Linked DNA regions of Homo sapiens: regions 2 and 3 are each linked to region 1. The links are chromatin contacts, found by Hi-C or POLR2A ChIA-PET in ENCODE. All regions are on one chromosome and are shown on one strand. Each heading gives the region's core, a stretch centred on a gene start or an enhancer-like site at or near the end of the contact. The rest is flanking DNA. Distances are from core to core; before and after follow the strand shown. Region 1 holds the start of ZMYND19 (zinc finger MYND-type containing 19). Region 2 holds the start of NOTCH1 (notch receptor 1). Region 3 holds the start of C9orf163 (chromosome 9 putative open reading frame 163).

The links. A loop is a pair of places that touch in the nucleus more often than their neighbours do. ChIA-PET counts read pairs that join two places held with the same protein, here RNA polymerase II (POLR2A). Pooled maps may share reads with other maps.
Region 2: a loop to region 1 is called in a pooled map, with 9 times the contacts of the local background. The contact joins the promoter of NOTCH1 here to the promoter of ZMYND19 in region 1. A Hi-C loop is called at or near these places in 1 of 168 maps with a recorded cell type or tissue (CD8-positive, alpha-beta T cell), 1 of 37 single-sample maps with no recorded cell type and 6 of 50 pooled maps. POLR2A ChIA-PET finds 5 or more read pairs at or near these places in 1 of 52 experiments (activated B cell).
Region 3: a pooled map shows a loop between it and region 1 (10-fold over the local background). The contact joins the promoter of C9orf163 here to the promoter of ZMYND19 in region 1. A Hi-C loop is called at or near these places in 2 of 168 maps with a recorded cell type or tissue (CD4-positive, alpha-beta memory T cell and breast epithelium), 4 of 37 single-sample maps with no recorded cell type and 10 of 50 pooled maps.

What each region holds. Positions count from the first base shown.
Region 1 is chr9:137,588,950-137,592,413 of GRCh38, reverse strand. It overlaps ZMYND19 (zinc finger MYND-type containing 19), which reads left to right and starts at 1,902. Exons shown (of 6, transcript NM_138462.3): 1 at 1,902-2,201. The coding sequence starts at 2,151. LOC124902318 (a long non-coding RNA gene) reads left to right here. Exons shown (of 3, transcript XR_007061885.1): 3 at 1,306-1,375. RefSeq lists silencers at 1,357-1,426, 1,617-2,006, 2,287-2,396, 2,447-2,496 and enhancers at 2,767-2,816, 3,339-3,464.
Region 2 is chr9:136,544,459-136,548,016 of GRCh38, reverse strand. It overlaps NOTCH1 (notch receptor 1), which reads left to right and starts at 1,969. Exons shown (of 34, transcript NM_017617.5): 1 at 1,969-2,291. The coding sequence starts at 2,231. It overlaps MIR4674 (microRNA 4674), which reads left to right and starts at 1,758; the gene lies at 1,758-1,844. It overlaps NALT1 (NOTCH1 associated lncRNA in T cell acute lymphoblastic leukemia 1), which reads right to left and starts at 175. Exons shown (of 3, transcript NR_121577.1): 1 at 1-175. RefSeq lists enhancers at 201-1,112, 3,085-3,134 and silencers at 1,305-1,404, 1,745-2,304, 2,325-2,584, 2,805-2,854.
Region 3 is chr9:136,482,087-136,485,451 of GRCh38, reverse strand. It overlaps C9orf163 (chromosome 9 putative open reading frame 163), which reads right to left and starts at 1,957. Exons shown (of 1, transcript NR_172629.1): 1 at 1-1,957. SEC16A (SEC16 homolog A, endoplasmic reticulum export factor) reads left to right here and starts at 2,412. Exons shown (of 32, transcript NM_014866.2): 1 at 2,412-2,514. RefSeq lists silencers at 1,300-1,729, 1,880-2,059, 2,130-2,239, 2,470-2,789 and enhancers at 1,029-1,773, 2,519-3,264.

The DNA.
Region 1 (3,464 bases), core at 653-3,152:
TTTCACCCTGTTGGCCAAGCTGGTCTTGAACTCCTGACCTCAGGTGATCCACTTGCCTCGGCCTCCCAAAGTGCTGGGATTACAGGTATGAGCCACCAGGCCCGGACAAAATTTGGACTCGAATCCATTTCAAGTCAACCTCTGGGGGAACCTGGACTATGACACCAGTGCTTTTCAACTACCCTAGGGAGCACCCACCAAGCTCCACTTCTTTTCACAAAGCAGTTGCTCATAATCTCATCACACCCTTGCAACTCCATGAGGTTGAGATTGGTAGGGCAGGTACTTTTTTTTTTTTTTTTGAGACGGAGTCTCGCTCTGTCGCCCAACCTGGAGTGCAGTGGCACGATCTCGGCTCACTGCAAGCTCTGCCTCCCGGGTTCAAGCCATTCTCTTGCCTCAGCCTCCCAAGTAGCTGGGACTACAGGCACCCGCCACCACGCCCGGCTTTTTTTTTTGTATTTTTAGTAGAGGTGGGGTTTCACCGTGTTAGCCAGGATGGTCTCCAGCTCCTGACCTCGTGATCTGCCCGCCTCGGCCTCCCAAAGTGCTAGGATTACAGGCATGAGCCACCGCGCGCGGTCGGACAGGCATGTTTTGAGCAAGGCCCAGCCTGAACCCCAATGTGTGTCTCAGGCAGGCCAGGACTCATCAGCCCCTTCAGTCCTCTAGGGTGTCTGGGGTACTGGCAAGTACCAGGGGACCCAGAGATGGAACGTCTGGGCTCACTCATGTACACCCTTTGCAGGCTGGGGCACGGTGGCTCATGCCTGTAATCCCAGCACTTTGGGAGGCCGAGGTGGGCCGATCACCTCAGGTTGGGAGTTCGAGACCATCCTGGCCAATATGGAAAAACCTCACTTCTACTAAAAATACAAAAATTAGCCGGACATGGTGGCGCGTGCCTGTAGTCCCAGCTACTCGGGAGGCTGAGGCAGGAGAGTCGCTTGAACCCGAGAGGCAGAGGCTGCAGTGAGCCGAGATCGTGCCACTGCACTCTAGCCTGGGTGACAGAGCAAAACTCTGACTCAAAAAAAAAAAAAAAAAAAGCAAGAAAAGAAAACGGAACCCAGCAAGCCAGAAAGGAGCCTGTGCAGCTCCTCAGGTGCAGGAGTCGCCCTTGAGGCAGGGTGAGGCCTCCTCACGGGCGACTGGACACCGGCGGAGCAGGACGCAGGACCTAGCCCCGTTCGCTCCAGGCTGCAGGGGAGCCACGCTGCCCACCACGGCGTACCCAGTCCCTCCCTGAGCGGGTCTCGGCTTTCCCGCGGAGCCTAATGGGCCTCACTGGAGTTCCGTTTCCAGACGCCTTGGACCAGGCTGCTCTGGAGGTCAGCCGCCCCCGAGGCTGAAGAGCCGGCGGCTCGGAGAAGGCTGCGCGGGAGGCCGCGCCCTCCGGGTCGCGTGGGCCGGGCGTCCGCTGTCTCTCCAGAAACACCCGCGTCCCGCGGCAACGGCCTCTTCCTAGCCCGCCTCGCCCGCTCCCCGCCCGCCCAGAGGGCCCCGCACGAGCTCCGTCCACCTCCTCCTTCCGCGCTCGGGGCCAGGACGGCGGCGGGAAACAGCTTACGGAGGCTACCGCAAGGGAGGCGAAAAGCAGCCAGCTCGCAGAGCTCCACGGACCCGGCGCGAGTCCCCAGCCACACTCCGCACTGCCCCTCTAGGCGCGGCGCCGCTGCCCGCACAAAGCTTCCCGCGAAACTGACGTCGGCGCGCGCAGGCACCGCCCCCGGCCTCGCCCCTCCCCCGCGCTCGCCCCGCTCCCCAGAGCGCCGGCGCACTCGCCCTCCTCCTATTGGTTGTTGCGGGGCGGCGCGCGCCGGTCGGCGCCGTGCGCGCCTAGCCATTGGCCGAGCGGCGGCGGGCCGGGGGGTGTGTCCGGGGCTGCGCCCCGCCCCTCCGCTCCGCTCGCTGTGGTGCGCGCGGTGGCGGTGGCGGCGGCGGCGGCGGCGCGTGGCAGGTCCGGCGGGCGCGAGGCGGCGGCGGAGGCCCGAGCCCGGCCCAGCCTCGTCCCGCCCGGAGCCCGCCTGGCTGCTACCCCGACCCCGGCTCCGGTCCCGTCCTGTCCCGGCGCGCCGCGGCCTCGCCCCGGCCCCCGCTCGGCGCCTCCCGAGGGAGCGGCGCTGCCGGCCGAGAGCGCAGGCCCGGCCATGACCGACTTCAAATTGGGTATCGTGCGGCTCGGCCGGGTGGCCGGGAAGGTGAGCGGCGCGGAGCCCGCGACCCGGCCCGTCTCGCCCGTCCAGGCCTCCGCGCGGGGCCGGGGGCGGTTGTGCGGGCGGCGGCCGGGGCGGGGGCGCGGAGCCCGGGATGGGCCCCAGCGGGGCGGGGGACGCTGCGCGGGCCCGGCTGCTGGCCCCGCGCGGGTGCAGCTTCCTCTCGCAGGCCGGCGGGCACGCACCCCTCGGCTCTGGGGTGCACCTGGCCACCCTCGGCCCTGCCCTGCCGGAGGTGGAGGCCACGGCCCTGTCCCGAGCCGGGTGCGGAGATGCGTGGCTCGAGCCCGAGCCGCGTTCTCCCGGAGCCCTCCCAGTGGTGTCGGCGATCCGGGGCCTAGCGCGGCGTCCGGGCTGCCAGTGCGGCCACACGGTTTAAACACAGCGCCCTTTCCGAGGCAGCGCCACTTCCACACCTCTCGCCGAGGCGGGTCTGGTGTGGGCTCTTCTGTGCCTCCCAGTTCTCAGCAGGGCTTCAGGCTCGTTTTAACGCTGCCAGGGGTTGGCCACGTTAGGCTGAGCCTCAGACTCGGAGCAGAGAGGAAGAAGCCTGGGCCCTGATGCTGCAGACTCAGGGCCTTCCTCGACTTCTCTTCTTACTTGGCCCCCACGCTCCACGTTTGAGGCTGGGGATTCCATGGCACCTGTGGGCATTGAGGCTTGGCGGTTTCTCGGAGCCACCTGTGCAGCTGCACCAGCCAGGGTCCTTACCCGGATGGGAGCCCTGTTCCCGTCACCAGCGGCTGCGGCTTTTGGTGGGAGAGAGGAGCCGAGGCAGTGTCAGGCGGCGTCAGGTAAAACAGGTTCAGATCCCAGAAGAAAAACTGCCAAGAGGGAGACTGGCCCGTTCTGGGACCTGTTCCTGTTTCCTGCCCCTGCTGCAAGAGCATAGGCAGGGCCTGCTGGGGAGGAGGCTTTTTTCCACCAGGGAAGGGTGGGCTCTCCAGTCAGGTCGGAGACCAGAGACCCCTTCTAACTCCACCCATGATGGCATTGTCATCCCTTACAGCTTTTCTTTGGAACATTTCAGATGGACAAAAAGCTAAAAAGGGTAATCAGTGAGTAGCTCAGCTTAATAAACACACCCTAATCAAAACCTTCTGGCTCTTCTGCCTCAGCCCCGGCCCCTCCCTCAGCTCAGTGAAACAGTCTTTGCCTAGGTTTATTGGTGCGTTGAATGTTCAGTGCCACTGTTGGGGTTAGCCCTGCGAGGATGAAGCCTGATACCAGCTCCTCTGGCGCAGACTA
Region 2 (3,558 bases), core at 720-3,219, 1.0 Mb after region 1:
CTGTCCATGGGGTACTCCCGGCTGTGGGTGGTGCAGGGGTTGGGAGCTGGGAGGCCGAGGCCTGTGCTTCCCTCGGGCCTGTGCACCCGGCCGCACCATCCGTAACGCGGGCTTATGAGCGTGCCTGGCTGCTGGGTGGCCTGACGGGTGGACACCGAATGGGCCACTCTCTTCTCTGCTGGTAGAGGATGGAGGCCCAAGGTGGAGGTGCTGTCGGCACAGCTGGGGCAGACCAGGGGAGACCCCCTATCCAGGGATCCCCTCCTCCCCTCCCAGGCCGCCCCTCCGCAAAATGCTGAGGACTGGCCCCCGGGCCTGGGCTACATGGGCCATTACTTCTGGCCTGGGGCCCACAGGCAGAGATGCCAATGGAGGCACACAGGCAGTCGCACCCGCACCCGATCAGCACCAGGCCTGAGGCCTTCGGGCCTCCCTATGCCCCACCCCACCCCCACCCACCAGGAGCAGAGGACGTCGTGGTGGGCAGAGTCCTCAGCCTGGGAGCTGCACAGCCCCGCGCTTCCTTCTATGGAAAATCTGCTCCTCCAGGCTGCCTGGCTGCTGTTACATAAACATCTCTGCTGCCTCCAGGCGCCTCCTCTCCTGGGGCGCTGACCCCAAGATGTTACCCCAGGCCTGCAGAAGTGAGGCCAGATTCTGGGAGGACGCAGGCGAGGGAGGCTCCCAGCAGCAGCTACAGGGGCGGGACAGGCCGCCTGCACTGGCTGTTTCCAGAGTGCTCAGCATTTGGCAAGAGGTGTGCCAGGAAAGGCTTGCTGGGGTCAGGTGTGAGATTTGTCCTGCTTTCTGTGCCTGCCTCTGCCACCATGCTCTGGGGTTTCTGCAGCCCTCCCCCCAGGCCCCCACAGTCCTAGGTCCCTCCCAGCCTTTCGGTCTCCCCGCAGGGCAGGCTTAGCCCTCCTACTCCAGGAGGGGCGCCGGGACACGCGCCTTCTGCCATCGCACTCACCACCCTGTGTTGGGGTGGGGAGGGGGCGCTGTCTGTCCCTGGCACGAGGCCGTGAACTTTGCGCAGGGACTATGGCAGGCATTTTGGACTCCTGGCGCTTAACCAGGCTTGGCACAGGGTGCCCGTGCCTGGCATCGTGGTGGAGAAATAAATCAGCCGGAAGGAGCACGTGGGAAGGGCTGCGCCGGCGCCAGCGGCAGATCCGCCCGACCCGTTTGTGCTTTCTGGGGCCACCTTAGGCAGGCGGCGCCCGGGCAGGAGGAGGACGGTGACCGAGGAGCGTGTCGACGCGGGTCCCCCTTGGGGGAGCGGGGCACAATCCGTCCGCGAGGCACTGGTCCCGGCTGCTCCCTCGGGGCGCCCGGAGTCCCCTGCCCAGAGGCCGCGGCGCCCCCATCCCTCGCGGTCAAGTGCTCGGGCAATCACGGCCAGGGATGTCTGGCGGCGATCGATCCTCTGGACGCCTAAAGCCGCGGCCACGGGGCCCTCGGGAGGGAGTGAAGCCGCTGGGCTAGGGGCGCACACACGGCTAGGCCACTCTCCCAGAGCCCTGCCCCGGGCCCGGGGTCCCCCAACGTGGCCTCAGCTGCTCCCCGCCCGGCCCAGCGCACGGTGCACACGGCTGTCCGCGGCCTCGCCCTCCCCATTCCGCCCCGGGCTCCTCCGCTTATTCACATGCAAATTTCAGTCGCCAGTTGTCGCCGAGCGCGGCAACCGCCAGAGCCGGATCCTTCCGCAGCCCCGGCTCAAACTTTTGGCCTCTGAAAACTTTCAAACGAGAAGTAGTCCCAGGCGCCCGCTCCCGACCCACGCCGCGCCGCCGGGTCCCTCCTCCCCGGAGAGGCTGGGCTCGGGACGCGCGGCTCAGCTCGGGGAGGCGCAAAGGCGGACGGGGCGTGCGGGAGGAGGTGGCCGCGGAGGGGGCGGGGGGACCGGCGGGGGTGGGGCCGGGCGGGGCGGGGCCGGCGGGGGCGGAGCGCACCTCGACTCTGAGCCTCACTAGTGCCTCGGCCGCGGGAGGGAGCGCAAGGGCGCGGGGCGCGGGGCGCGGGCGCGGGCGCGAGCGCAGCGAAGGAACGAGCCGGGCGCGGAGCCGGGCCCGGGGGCCTGCGAGAGCACAGCGCCGCCAGCCAGCCGGGGAAGAGAGGGCGGGACCGTCCGCCGCCGCCCCGGGACCGTACGCCGCGCGTGTGCGTCCCAGCCCCGCCGGCCAGCGCAGGAGGCCGCCGCCCGGGCGCAGAGGGCAGCCGGTGGGGAGGCATGCCGCCGCTCCTGGCGCCCCTGCTCTGCCTGGCGCTGCTGCCCGCGCTCGCCGCACGAGGTAGGCGCCCACCCACCCGCGAGCCCCCACTTTCCGCGCCCTTTGGAAACTTTGGCGGCGCCCGGCGCGCGCGCCCCACGGCTGGGAGCGGGCGGCGGGGAGGCCAGCATGGAGAGGGAAAAGCGGGCGGCCCGGGGCGTGGGGTTCTGGAGTCCCGGGATCAGGGAGGACCGACCTTCCCCCTCGATCCCCCCGTGGAGGCGGACTCGCGCCGCCCGTGCCTGGAGCCGAGTTAGGAGGCCGGTGTGGGGTGCTGGGGCCCCGGAGGCCCTACTCCGGGCCCGCCCTTCACCCGCCGCGCGTGGGGCTTGCCGCCGGTCGGCCGGGCGGGCGGGCTGCCTACTATTTTTCGATTTGAATAGAGTCGGTTTTGGTTTCCTGTTGCTTCTCCGGGCCATTTATCTTCTTTCTTCTTCGCCTCTGGCCCACGCCGGGGCGGATGTTGGGGCGCGGAGTGTGGGCTCTGCGGCGCCGCGTTCGCCTTCACTGACCCGCGCGGCCGGGCTGGGTCCCCGGGCTCCCGGTCGCCCCGCCCGCCGGTGCCCCCCAGCCCGGCTCTCAGTTTGGGGGAGGGGTTGCGTAAGAAGCCGCCGCGCCCGGGGGGACTGAACTTTCCTTTTGCTTTGCGGAGTTGAAGTTTGGAAAGCTTGGGGGCGGAGAGCGGGACGCGGGTGGGGGGCTCTTACATTTCTCCCCGCCGCACAGCGAGCGGGGTCTCTGGGGAATCGAGTGATTAATCCACTCTTTCTCCGAGAGTTGGAGGCGAGAATTATCTGTCCTCTTCCAGAAAGTGCGGCTCTGTGTCACACCCCCCTCCCCCGTTTCTCAGCCCCGGTAAGATGGGGAGGGAGGGGCTTGAGTAATTGATCCCTTCTCGAGATGGGGTCGAATTCCTTCCGAATGGGGGACCTTCATCCCCCTCCTGTGGGTGTATGGGGGCTGCCCTGGAGATGCGCGCCCGCGGAGGCAGGTATTGGGTGTCGGCGGAGGCGGGGCCGCGTCCCCAGGGTGCTGTCCCGGTGCCCCTGGAGGCGGCCCCGACTCCACAATGGGCCGCTCTGATTCTGAGGCGGAGGCCGGCGCTTTGTTGGCGGGCGGGGTAGCGGGCGAGCAGCTGTCGCATTTTCCCACGGGCGGGAGCTGAGTGTGGCCACCCCCCCTCCCCCCGTCCAGCTCTGCCCCCTTGCAGAACGGGTTTGAACAGAGGCAATCTCGGCGGCTGGATGGGGGGCCCTGCCCTGCCAGACTCCTCAGTGAGCCTCCAGGG
Region 3 (3,365 bases), core at 708-3,207, 1.1 Mb after region 1:
CGTTTAGGTGCTCATCTTGCTCTATCTTAGAGATGAAGACCTGATGCTCAGAGACTAAGGAAGTTGAAAAAGGGCACACAGCGTCTCAGGGGCAGGCTGGGCCTTCAACGGAAGGGTCTATGGCCCAGAGGCTGGATGGGCTCGGGTGTAGGGTGCAGGAACCCTCCACTCCACATCAGGCTACAAACTGCTGAGAGCTGTCTCCGTGCACTCAGGATTAGGGAGAAGAGGGGGAAGAAAGACAGCCGCGCCCCCTGCAGGTGATGTGGTGATTCACACCCCTAGGAGCCAACAGAAGCCGCTGTCTAACATCCCTGCCCTGAGGTCCAGAGACCTTGCATTTTATGCCTAGGGCAGGGTTGGTTTCTGCAGCTATGGTCTCTCCCATAGCTTAGTGCCCACCCCGGTGGGACCACAGGGTTTCGGAGGACCCTAGAGGGTCGAGCCCTGGGCTCCTGGCTCTTGGGTTCTTTGAACTCGCGAGCGGCAAAAGGCGAGCCCCACGCCTGAGAGGCAGCATCCACCTCTGCATCCCCCTCTTTGGAAAGGGCAAACAATGACACCTCCTTCCGCGGAGGGTGCAGAGCGCCTCGACCACTGGGAAGAAGCAGATGGGGGCAGCGGGGCTGGGGCTGGGCCCTACCACGTGCTCCCTAACTCTGTTCAAACAGGTCAGGAATCTGACTCCTGAAAGGCAAATGTTAGCTGAGCAGATTGGCCCTGGTGCCACGTCAGCCGGACTGAAGCTCTCCCTGCACCGCCTGCGGCCCTGCTGGCGTGGCACGGATATCACCCCCTCCCTCACCAGCCGCCGGCCCAGCTGGGGACAAGGGTGGCTCCCACCCAGGGAGGACCTCAGCCGCTGCTGGGAGCTCAGCCTCCCGCGATGCCATCGGGCGGGCACCCCCACCACGGCGCCTGCCCTCTGGAAGGAGCAGCAGAGGAAGGCCGCGGCTCTTCCCTGCCCTTGCCAGGCAGGTGTGCAGGTGAGTGGGCCCGGCATGGCTGGCCGCTTCCTCAACCGCTCAGCCTCCCTCGGCTCCTCCGAAAAATGAGGGCACAGAGGATAGTGCCCACCTGTTCCCTGCGATCTTCCGCGGGAGGGCGTGGATGCTGCCTGGCCTGGCCGTGGCAGGCACAGGAGCGCCTACCCGCCTCACCCCTCCGCTGGGTCGCTCTGGCCGCCCGAGCGCCCGGGCCCACTCGCCACCGACGTGCACTCAGCCAAGGCTGGGACCCCAGCGCCCCTGTGGGGCTGGCGGCCGGGGGAACGAACCGAGTAGGCCGCACCTCCCCGGGAGGACAGCAGGGCTGGGGCCAGGGTGGGCCTGGGAGGGCCCGGCGCAGCAAAGGCGCAGGGCGGAGCTTGGGGACGAGGAGCCCGCGCGTCCCCCTTGCGAGTCGGCGGACACCCGGCTCCGCGCGGTGGCCGGGCCGCCCCTCCCTGCCCGGGCCTCTGTGCAGAGCGAAGGGACAGTAGAGGATGCGTCGGGGAAACCCCAGGACGCTGGCCAGGGACTGGCGGCAGCCATCGACCAACTTCCGGCGCCGCTCGGTGCCCGCGGCCACGCCGTAACCAGGCAACCAGCGCGCAGGCGCAGTCGGCCCTCCGCGTCCCGCAGCTCCGGCCGCTCCCGGCGCATGCGCGGCCGCCGCCGCCTGCCCTCCAGCCTCCCAGCCCAACGGAAGAATGCGAGGAGCGCGCCCGCGTCAGGGCCCCGCGCTTCTCAGCTGGGCGGAGTAGCCGTTCTCGGTGCGTGAGCCTGCTGGCATCGGTCCTGCAGACTGATTTCCCGCTTGTGGCCTTGATTGAAGAATCCCATCTCTTCTCACATCTTAAAACGAAAAAAGACTGGGAGAAAGAGCCAGCGTAAACAGGGCGACGTACTGGGACGGCCCCGGCGCGCCTGGCCGGGCAGGTGGCGAGGGGCGGGGCCAAGCGGTGAGGCGGCAGACGGACGCCGGAGGGGGGCGGGGCCACGGGCGGGGAAGGACGGCCGAGGGGCGGGGCCAAAGGGGCGGGAACGACAGGATGAGGCGGAGAAAGACGGACGACGGGCGGGGCTAAGGGGGCGGGACGAAAGAATGAGGCGAGGAACGACGGAAGAGGGGCGGGGCCAAGGGGAGCGGGAACTACAGGATAAGGCGTGGAAGACGGGCGGGGGGCGGGACGAAAGAATGAGGCGGGGAAGAACGGACGCCGGCGAGGGGCGGGGGCAGAGGGGGCGGGACAGAGGGATGAGGCGGGGAGGACGGACGCCGGCGAGGGGCGGGGCCGAGGGATGGGCTGTGAAGGGCTGAAAGAGAACGCGTCTGGGCCGACGAGCCGAGGGGCGGGGCCAGGGGCGGGGCGCGCGCTGATGTCGTAAGCCGGACACGTCGGCGGCGCGGCGGCCGCGGAGACCCGAGCCGGATGTGCCAAGATGGCTGCGGCGGCTGAGGTGTCTGTGCTCGTCGCCAGCGTCGGGTGGGCTTTCGCCCGCGGCTCCTGAGGGATCGGTCTCAGCCGCGCGGGTGAGGGGGCGAGCGCGGGTGAGGGGGCGAGCGCGGGAGGAGGAAGGCGGAGGCCGGCCGGCGGAGCCAGGCCGTGGAGGTCGGGGCGCGGAGGAGAGGAGGCGGCTGGGCCCAGCCCCGAGCGGGCGGTGCATCTCGGGTCCCGCCGGGGCCGGTCGAGGGGACAGACGTCCGGGCCCCCGGGCCAGAGCGGAAGGCCGGACGCGGCGCGGGCCGCCGTGGGACTCGAGGGACTGACGTGGACCCGGCTGGGCTGCGGTGACGCCGGTTCCCGGGGCGGGAGGCTGGACCCCCAGGCACCCCTCGTAAGACTCTTAACTTTTCAAATGAGCGTGTCTTGTCCTCACCGGCTAGAAGGCTTCCTTAGCGATGCTGGTGAAGAGACACATTTACATTTGAACCAAAGAGCAGAGTTGTTTGTTTGTAATTTCTTGATTGGGCGATCAGGATGTTGCAACAGAGGCCGAGGGTTAGAGGAGTGTGTGTGATCCGGCTCGCCCCTTTGTGATGGAAGTGTTACAGTAGAGCCTTCAGAAACATCAGAGCCATTTAAAGTCAGTTTTTGCCGCTTAAGAACACTTTTAAATGGCTTGTAAGTTGGGTGTGGATTGTATATTAAGATTTTGTTTTACATGTGTGATGCCGATGTTAACCAAAGAGGTATTTCCCATCCCCCATGTGGCAATACGAAGCAAACGGAACCGCAGACGGTTCTTCCTAGAAGTGATACTTTTGCAAGTTTCAGCACAATGCAGCCTCCCTGCGTTTTTTCCTCATCCCCTTTCTTAAGTTTCAGGTGCTGGTATCTTGTAGACAAGAGGCAAAATAGCGTGTCTTTCTTGTTCCTTGTT